Regions from separate parts of the Homo sapiens genome. Here all the other regions are linked to region 2. Evidence: chromatin contacts called from ENCODE Hi-C or POLR2A ChIA-PET data. All regions are on one chromosome and are shown on one strand. The core of a region is the stretch at or near the end of the contact, and the rest is flanking DNA. Distances in the headings are between cores, read along the strand shown.

The links. A loop is a pair of places that touch in the nucleus more often than their neighbours do. ChIA-PET counts read pairs that join two places held with the same protein, here RNA polymerase II (POLR2A). Pooled maps may share reads with other maps.
Region 1: a loop to region 2 is called in a map of naive thymus-derived CD4-positive, alpha-beta T cell, with 4 times the contacts of the local background. The contact joins the promoter of LINC02295 here to the enhancer-like site in region 2. A Hi-C loop is called at or near these places in 4 of 168 maps with a recorded cell type or tissue (CD4-positive, alpha-beta T cell, CD4-positive, alpha-beta memory T cell and naive thymus-derived CD4-positive, alpha-beta T cell) and 9 of 50 pooled maps. POLR2A ChIA-PET finds 5 or more read pairs at or near these places in 1 of 52 experiments (CD4-positive, alpha-beta T cell).
Region 3: a map of HCT116 shows a loop between it and region 2 (2.7-fold over the local background). The contact joins two enhancer-like sites. A Hi-C loop is called at or near these places in 1 of 168 maps with a recorded cell type or tissue (HCT116), 1 of 37 single-sample maps with no recorded cell type and 3 of 50 pooled maps. POLR2A ChIA-PET finds 5 or more read pairs at or near these places in 1 of 52 experiments (naive thymus-derived CD4-positive, alpha-beta T cell).

What each region holds. Positions count from the first base shown.
Region 1 is chr14:98,134,634-98,137,504 of GRCh38, reverse strand. It overlaps LINC02295 (long intergenic non-protein coding RNA 2295), which reads right to left and starts at 1,518. Exons shown (of 3, transcript NR_184268.1): 1 at 1,308-1,518. All of the region lies in intron 1 of LOC105370655 (a long non-coding RNA gene), which reads left to right.
Region 2 is chr14:97,179,702-97,182,837 of GRCh38, reverse strand. No RefSeq gene overlaps it. Among named protein-coding and RNA genes, the nearest start is that of LINC02304, 26 kb to the right of the region's middle. RefSeq lists enhancers at 2,192-2,486, 1,892-3,091. Within about 2 kb of position 1,842, at least 3 of the 41 ENCODE cell types and tissues checked have a DNase peak (open chromatin) inside an H3K27ac peak, as active enhancers do.
Region 3 is chr14:97,708,320-97,711,060 of GRCh38, reverse strand. All of the region lies in intron 2 of LOC105370651 (a long non-coding RNA gene), which reads right to left. Among named protein-coding and RNA genes, the nearest start is that of LINC02291, 23 kb to the right of the region's middle. Within about 2 kb of position 1,305, at least 4 of the 41 ENCODE cell types and tissues checked have a DNase peak (open chromatin) inside an H3K27ac peak, as active enhancers do.

The sequences.
Region 1 (2,871 bases), core at 269-2,768, 950 kb before region 2:
GCTCTTCCTGATCTTCTCCTTCCCTGCCTCATCCTACCCCCACCCTCATCCTACCCCCACCCTCATCCCCGCCTTGTCCCCACATGATTAGCAGGGGCCCCCTCCACCCCCTTCCATCAGCAAATATACACCTCACTCCCATCTCCCTCCTTATCTTCCTGCAAGAAAGGGTTGGGAGACAAAGAGGGGGCCAGCAGTGTGGGGCCCTGGGTTAGGAGAGATGTCCAGTATCTGCCCTCCCCAGCCCCAGCAGGATGCTGCAGCCTCGGTAAAATGCCTCCCCCACCATTTTCTTTCCATGAGCTGCTCTTTCTCTCTCCCCTCCTGGCTGTCGCCTTATCTCCTCCTCTCCCCTTTTAAATGCAGATAATAGAATAAGGCAAACAGCTTATGTCCGCAAAATTCCTCTGAAATTGCCCCCTAACATGCATACCCAGAGCTGGCCTTGATTGACATCAAGTGCAGTAATTAAAAACCCTGCCAGCTGACATAGGTGAAGGTTTATTTATAATTACACATTTTTAGGATGGCTCGTCCAGGGTCGGTGCATTTAAAAAGATAAGTCGGCCACAGCTCTGTTACTCCCCCAATTATAGATTTGAATGGTGGGAGTTTATAATGGGGGCGGGGAATTCTGCTTTGCAAAAAAAGGAATTATTTGTTCATAAAACCAGGAGGCCAGGGTACGAAAGTCTGATGGCAGAGCCTTTGTCTAGAAAGCTGTGGGAGAGAGAGTGTGTGTCTGTGTGTGTACCTGTGTATGCCTGTGTGTGCATGGGTGTGTGCACCTGCATGTGTACCTGGGAGTGTGTGTGTCTATCTATGGGTGTGTGTGGGCCTGTATGTGTACATGTGTGGGTCTGTGTGTATGGATGCATGCACCTGTGTGTATACATGTGTGTGCCTGCATGCACATGTGGGTGTATGGAAGGGGAGTCATGCGGTGAAGCAGAAAACACCTCCCTCTCCCTGTGCTTAAACACAGAGCTATACTCACAAATCATTTCCCTGCTTGCTTTATCTAAAATGTTAAAAATCTTGCCCAGCTTCAAATCCAAGACTATCAGATCTGACATTCCTAAGAACCCACTGTGAAAGAGGATTCCTCCGTGGGAGCCCAGGGAGCTGGGACAGGAGCTTCTGGGAGGACTGTGTGGGCATAGAGTTCCTAGGAGGCGGAAGCTGCCTGCACACAGCAGGGTGTTTGACACCCATGGGGCAGTGCCCAAAAGCAGCAGCCAGCAGGTCCCCTCTCCCCAACATCCGCTTCTCATTGTTGCCTTTTTTTAGAGCTTGGTATCACTTACCCAGAGGGGCAGAGCCGGCCATATCAGACTGTGCATCTCACGTGTGTGGTTTCTTGGGCCCCACAGCTGGAGACAATGGCAGGAGCGGCCTTGGAGAGCCCCGATTGTCACCTGGCGTCTTGGCAGGCAGCTGAACCCAGAAGTAAACTGAGCCAGGCAGGGAGCTACAGGTGTTAAAGGTACCAGAAAGCAAGGCTCGAAAATCAGATATGAGAGAAAAGGGGAGCAACAGGAAGCCTTTGTATAGGGGGTGCCACTGCATTTCAGACATGCCTGGCCAGGGGGCACAGGGCACAGGGCTTGTCCAAGAAGACAGGATGCAAAACCCACTGCTGACCAGGGAGCCAAGAGCTGTGAAAGGGTCTAGGTGGGTCACCCAGAACAGTCCCTCTGCCCCAGAACGCTGCACAGAGAGATTGCCTGGAAGGAAGCAGGTCCTTCCGATTAAGTGGCAGAACCCTACTGAGAGAAATAAAAGTGAGGAATGGTGAATTCGGCACCACTTGCCAGACCAATGGGCTTCATCAATTAATCACAGCCAAATAATCACCACCTACATTAAAGAATAATACATGAAAAGGACAGGAGCCTCACTGTAACTTATTCAGAAAGGGCTGCCTCCCTAATCCCTCTGAGTCCTGACATGTTAACAGGGTAGCGACTAATTAGATGTCAAAAATTCATAAGCGCTCTTTAATATTGCATATATCTGCAGCCGACATTTCAATATGAGAGTTGTATACACAGAAGTCACTATAGCATTAAAACACAGTGGGGTGGAAGAAATAAAAGGGAACCAATAAAAACAATGTCCCTTAAAAACCCCAGAGAGTGCCAGCTTTGGAAGTGTGTACTTTCTTATTCAGAAAAGGTATCACCTTAATAAGAATTATAGGCAAAGGGGTTTCGCTGCTCTGTGCTGCATGGACAGAAAGGGGGTGAGGAGACGAGCTTATCAAAAGCACTGCCAGGTAAATAGTAATTTATTGTGCATGCACAATGAACATTACCCAGTGTCCTGACACTGGGTGATAATGAAAGGCATGTTATTGTGGAATCCACTGAGGGAATTTCCACTCCCCCCGCTCCCTTCTCCCCTTCTCCTCTTGTCTCTCTTGAGCAAAGAAGCCGTGATGGGTCCTGGCAGCTTCTGCCTGTTTCAAGCCATTTCACATAATATAGAAAGCACCTGAAGTTTAGTGGATTAAGTAAGTGAGTTAGTTTGCCAGCTTGGTGATATATATGTTGCTTGCATGTGAACTTATATTTCAAATGCTGGGGACTATATTTTTATGAAACAAGCCTTTTCCTGTCGGAAGAATTATAGGAATGTGATATAATACAAGGCAGTGAGATTAAAAACAATGCATCATAGCAGAGAGAAAATGCACTGTTTTATGACTTGCATCCGTTAATTGAACCTCTCAGGAATCAAGAGAAGGGCTCTGCAGGAACCTGCTGGAAAATCACTCTCTTTTTTTACTTCCATGTTCTGTTTTTTTGTTGTTGTAGTTGTTATTTTTATTTTTTATCATACATATAGATACATATATACATGCATATA
Region 2 (3,136 bases), core at 593-3,092:
ACTCTTAGTTCTTTATTCAGCTTTAGAAATTTTCTCCAACATCTTTATTATAACTTATATTTCTACTGTCCTGATCTCTTCCTTAAAGTGTACAATATTTGCTCTTTTTTCTCTGTTCTCCATGTTTATCATGTACTCTCTCAACATTTTTACCTTTTTCTTTGCATCTTCAGTCTAGGAGGATTCTCAGGCTTCTCTTCCACATCCTGAGATCCTAAAGAAATTTCCACATGAAAATTTCTTTAACGTCAATTTTGCTGTTTTTCATCCTAAAACCTATGTAGATTTTATTATCTTGCTCTCTCTGTGTTTCCTTCCATTATTTTCTTATTTAAGCTTTCTATTTTTGCCTCTCTGTCATCATGTCAGCCTGCTTTTGTTTTTTTCTTGAGATTTTTTGCTCTTTTTCCAGAGACTTCATCTTCATTATGCTATTAAGGATTTTAAACATTTAAAAAATTTTAGAAAACAAGAAAGAAAGTTATCCTAGATGCCTTAAGGTGTGAAAGAGAAGCATCTATTCTATCAGATGCAAAATCTCTGGTAGAGATGTATGTGTGTATATGTGTGCGTGTGTGCAAGTGTGTGCTATACATGTATCTGTGTACTATATATGTATATGTGTGTACTGCATGTGTGGATATGTGTGTCTGTGTGTATTTATGTGTACTATGTGTGTGTACTCTATGTGTGTATTTGTGCATGTGTATGTGTGAGTACTGTGTGTACATGTGTGTACTGAGTGTATGTGTGTGTACTGCATGTGTGCACGTGTGTGTATTTGTGGATTTGCATGTATTTGTGCATATGTATGTGTACATGTGGGTACTGTGTGTGTATTGCATGTGTGTACACTGTGCATGTACATACAGAGTGTGTACTATGTGTATTTGTTCATATGTGTGTATGTGTACATGTGTGTAGTGTGTGTACTGCATGTGTGTACATACAGTGTGTATATTTGTGCATATGTGTGTATTTGTATATGTGGGTACTGTGGGTATACTGCATGTGTGTATGAGCATACTGTCTGTGTGTATTCATGCGTATGTGTGCATGTGTACACGTGGGTACCGTGTGTATACTGCATGTGTGTATGTGTGTGTACTGTGTGTGTATATATGCATATGCATACATGTGGGTACTATGTGTGTGTACTGTATGTGTGTCTGTGTGTGTACTGTGTGTGTATTTGTGCATATGTGTGTATGTGTACATGTGGGTACTGTGTATACTGCATGTGTGTATGTATGTGTACTGTGTGTGTATTTGTGTGGATGTGTGCATGTGTACATGTGGGTACTGTGTGTATACTGTGTGTGTGTGTGTGTGCTGTGTGTGTATATGTGCATATGCATACAGGTGGGTACTTTGTGTGTACCGCATGTGCGTGTGTACTGTGTGCATATTTGTGCATATGTGTGTATGTGTACATGTGGGTACTGTGTGTACTGCATGTGTGTATGTGTGTGTGCTGTGTGTGTATTTGTGTGTATGTGTGCATGTGTACATGTGGGTACTGTGTGTGCCGCATGTGTATGCACAGTGTGTACTGTGTGTATTTGTGCGTATATGTGCATGTGTACATGTGGCGTGTTTGTGTGTGTGTGTATGTGTGTGTGTGTGTGTGTTGCAGAATGGGTGAGAAGAAGCTAAATGACGTTCCACAGAAGAGGACACCCCTGCTTCCATGTCCTGTCTCAGGGAGCCAGGTTCCGAGAAGGCTGCCTTCGCCTTCCTCACCACCCACTCCTGTCGCACCAACCTTCCGGGATGATCCCGCTCTTCCATGACTGGCTGGCTCTGCGGGAGGAAGGGTGCGGAAGCTCAGCAGCGGGCGACTTCACAGGAAGCTTGCCAGGCTGCCGCGGAAGCCACAGAGCGGGAGCTTGGATGTCAAGGTTTGGGAACTAAAAATACGAAGTGAATCTGCAGTGGGCAGATGCAGAGGCCGTTGCTCCCGTGGACGGTGTGCTGCCCCCCACCAGAACCTTCCAGAGGAAAGGGGGTGCCCCATGCCTATCATCCATGGAGGCGCCGAGGCCGTGTGGGACACGCTTTTCCATGCTGGAGTCTTCACTGTGCTTCCTTCAGGAGCTGGAGGAAAAAGACGCGGAGTGTCCTTTGGAACTTCACTGAGTGTCCTTTGGAACTTCACTGAGTGTCCTGTCCACTCAGTGAAGGTGACCCAGGCCCCCCTCATTGGAGGGTCCACACATGGTCCCAGGAGGAGCCTTTGCCGCCCGGCTCCAGGGATGACTCAGGGAGCGCTTTTCCCGTTTTAGCTGCTGCCATGTGTCATCTGATGTGACTAACGTTTCTCCTTGTGATGAGTCACCCAGCCAAGCACAGGAAGACGTGCCTTCAGAAATGCAGGGTTTGAAAGAAGATCCGCTAGGTGGCATGGGCAGGGTGGGGGACGCTCTTCAGCAGCACTTCATTCCCTTTTCAAGGGCCCCTCAACCAACGTCAAGGTCCCTCTGAGTTGTTGGAGGGTGGGCTGGTGGTTCCTGTGACCATGGCCCCCAGGCTGTTTTGGGGAAGCTGGCAGGGGGAACATAGTAGAGTGTGTTCATGAAGGGAGCCAGATATTATGTGTGGGTCCTTTTTCTTAATATTGATAACTTGCAAAGATGTTGACTTCACAAGTAGACCTTAGATTCAGCAAACCCAAAATACTACAGTAGGAAAGACACTGGCTTTTTGTAGATTTCAGAATGTTCAAGGTTGTGGCCTTGGGAATCGGTGCATTCAAACTCTTGCTTTCTAGATGATGAAACCCTGATTCTCAAAACTGCATAAGGTATCCCACCTCCGAGCTTCCACTGCAGTCCTTATCAATGCATTAATGCAGTCCTACTGTCATTGAGGTAGTGTATTATTTCGTTCTCACACTGCTGTAAAGGACTGCCTGAGACTGGGTAATTTATAAAGGAAAGAGGTTTAAATGACTCACAGTTCTGTATGGCTGGGGAGGCCTCAGGAAACTTACAGTGGTCGTGGAAGGGGAAGCAAACACGTCCTTCTCCACAAGATGGCAGGAAGAAGTGCTGAGCAAAAGCAGGGAAAGCCCCTTATGAAACCATCACATCTTGTGAGAAGTCACTCACTGTCATGAGAACAGCAGCATGGGGTG
Region 3 (2,741 bases), core at 56-2,555, 530 kb before region 2:
GCAGAAAGAAATCAGATTTGGACTCAGCTCTCACACCTGATTAGCACTATGAATATCATGTAGGTGGGATTTGGAATGCATAGGGATCAAAGGAATGTGATTTAATCTTTACAATCACCTGGAGAGGGTTGCAATATTACTCACATTTTATAGTTTTATGGCTGAGAAAGGAAATGCTTAGAGAGGTCAAGCAGCAGCCCAAGGCTACAGCTAGAAAGTAGCAGATTCTGAACCTATATATGTGTGGCTTAGAGCCTAGGTACTCTCTTCCTTCAGGAGGACAAAAACAAGGATTGCTATGGTGTTTGCAGCTGTCCCTAAAATTGTCTTCATATAATACAATTTTGATGTTGGTGATACCAGGACTGGGTTTGAGTGTTTGTAAATGTACTGGGGTAGGTTAACCACAATCTCCTGTTATTCTTAATGGTATGAACATGTGTCTATTCAAAATCATTACCATTTGGAAACAACAGAAATATCCAATGCAAAGAGTAGGTAAATCATGTATCATCCATATAAAATCATAATATGCAGATATCTGACATATTATTACAAAAGTATACAAAGTTTTTAAATGAATATCAAACAATGAAATGGAATTGAAAGGTACAAAATTGTGTGTGTGTGTGTGCATTCACAATCCTTTGTAAAATGACTGTATGAAAAGAAATGAGAAGAAAAATACCTAAAATATTAACATGAGAAGTACATTTTAAAATTCATTTTATTTTTCCAAATGTTATCCAATATATATTCATTGAAGTAATAAACTAAAATACAAGTCATTTTATCAAAGCCATCTGTACTCACTAAGAATAGTCAATAAATCACAGCATTTTTAGACTTAATATCAGTCAAGAAGAGTCACTGTCAGCTTTTCTCCTTCTTGGTTTCCCCCTCAGGTGGTCTACAACTGATATTTCATGTCATATAAACACACTGAATTTTGCAATGAAAGAAATGTGTAGAATTGCAGTTGCATTGGAATATGATGGAGAGATGTATTTTTAAATATATCAATGTTTATCTCTCTCTCTCTAGCTATCTCTGTCCTATCTATCTATCTATCAATCATTTCTCTTTTTCTTAATTTTAAGGAACAAATAATTTACACTTCCTGAGCACTAACAGTGTCCCCGGCACTGAACTTGAATTATTGCACTGAATCCTCCTGACAGCCCTATGAGGAAATTATTATAGACACCCCCATCTAATGTGACATATGCAAGCCCACATTGTCAGCAAGGGGCAGAGCCAGGATGTGCATCCGGGCAGCCTCTCTCCACCCCTCCCCTCGCAGTCCCCATCAGTTGGTTTTGTTACTGTGCCTTTCTCTTGAACACAGCCCTTGGCGCTGTCCCTGGCTCATGGCGGACACTCAACACTCAGCCACGGTTGTTGCTGCTACTATTACTATTCACTTCTTATTTATTCTTACATCACCTTTTGTGGGTTGTTATACCCAGTGCTTTTTCTCCTGTTTATACCTGTTTGAAAAAATATAAAGAATCCTTCAATTTGAAGATTTTTGGTTTATCAAATGCAGAAGAAGGAAGAGGATATTTATATAAGTTTTTCAAGATGAATCTTTTAGAAAACCTACAAATCAAATATTCATTCCAGCTAGGGCAATAGAAAATATCTATACTGTTCTACAGTGAACTTCCCTTTTCTCCAGGAATGTCTGCTATGGAACGCGACCATCACTGGCAACTTCTACAGGAGGGCCTGCTTAACAAGCTTTACCAAGGTCCAGCCCACACTCTTTAAACTGGCCTAGAAGGTCCTTCCTACTCTGCCCCTAACTTCCCTTCCAGCCTCTCTTCCTGCCCTAACCCGTTCTTAATCCATCAATTCCCCCATACAGCCAAACCAAGCCATGCTCACTGACTCATGCCTTCCTATTTCGCACCTCTGGGTCTGCACAGATTCTTTGAGCTGACAGTGGACACATCCTCTAAGACGCAGTGGAAGCATGAGGTCTGGGAGGGGCCTCCAGACTCTGGCCCAGCTCAAGATTCACTCTTCTCTTCCTAGAGGTCTTCCAGTAGAGTATCCTTTCCCCATATGCTAACTAATATCCCTGAACAGCATCACCTTCTCTAGACTAGGAAGCTTTGGGAGCAGGATCTGAGTTCTGGGCATTCTCAGTGCCCAGCATGCCAGTGGCATATGGGTGGGGATTAATGAGGACTTGTTAGGGTACAACTTTGGTGGTCAGGTCAATGAAGCAGCATTGATAACTCCACTTAGATAAATGAAGCAAAAAGGGAAGTTTATCCTGAAGATAATGAGACGTCACAGGGAGCTTAAGAAAGGAACACTGGTAGTCTTCACGAATGGATAGAAAAAAGATCCTCATGTCAGGTGCTTTCAGGCCCTCTCAGCTTTTGTCCATGTCCCTTATTTCCTCTCCCTCTCTCTCTCTCTCCTTCCCTCCCACCATCCTTTCATGCCCCCTCCCCTCTCTCCTTTTGTTTTTCATATCTACTTGATAAGAAATGTGGTAGCCAACACTTCAGCCAAAGTCTTCACATATCCCTTCTCTCTTCCAGACTTTCTCAACAAAACTGTACCCCATTTCCCAGTTTCTGTCTCAAAATTTCCTAGATAAGCCTTAGATTGGCTTATTTGGGGTTGGATGACCAACACGAGACCAATAAAACAGCCAGGGGACAGAGTAACATTCTACCACTAAAGTGGATTTTAAAATAACAGTAAAGATATGGACAGTCAAG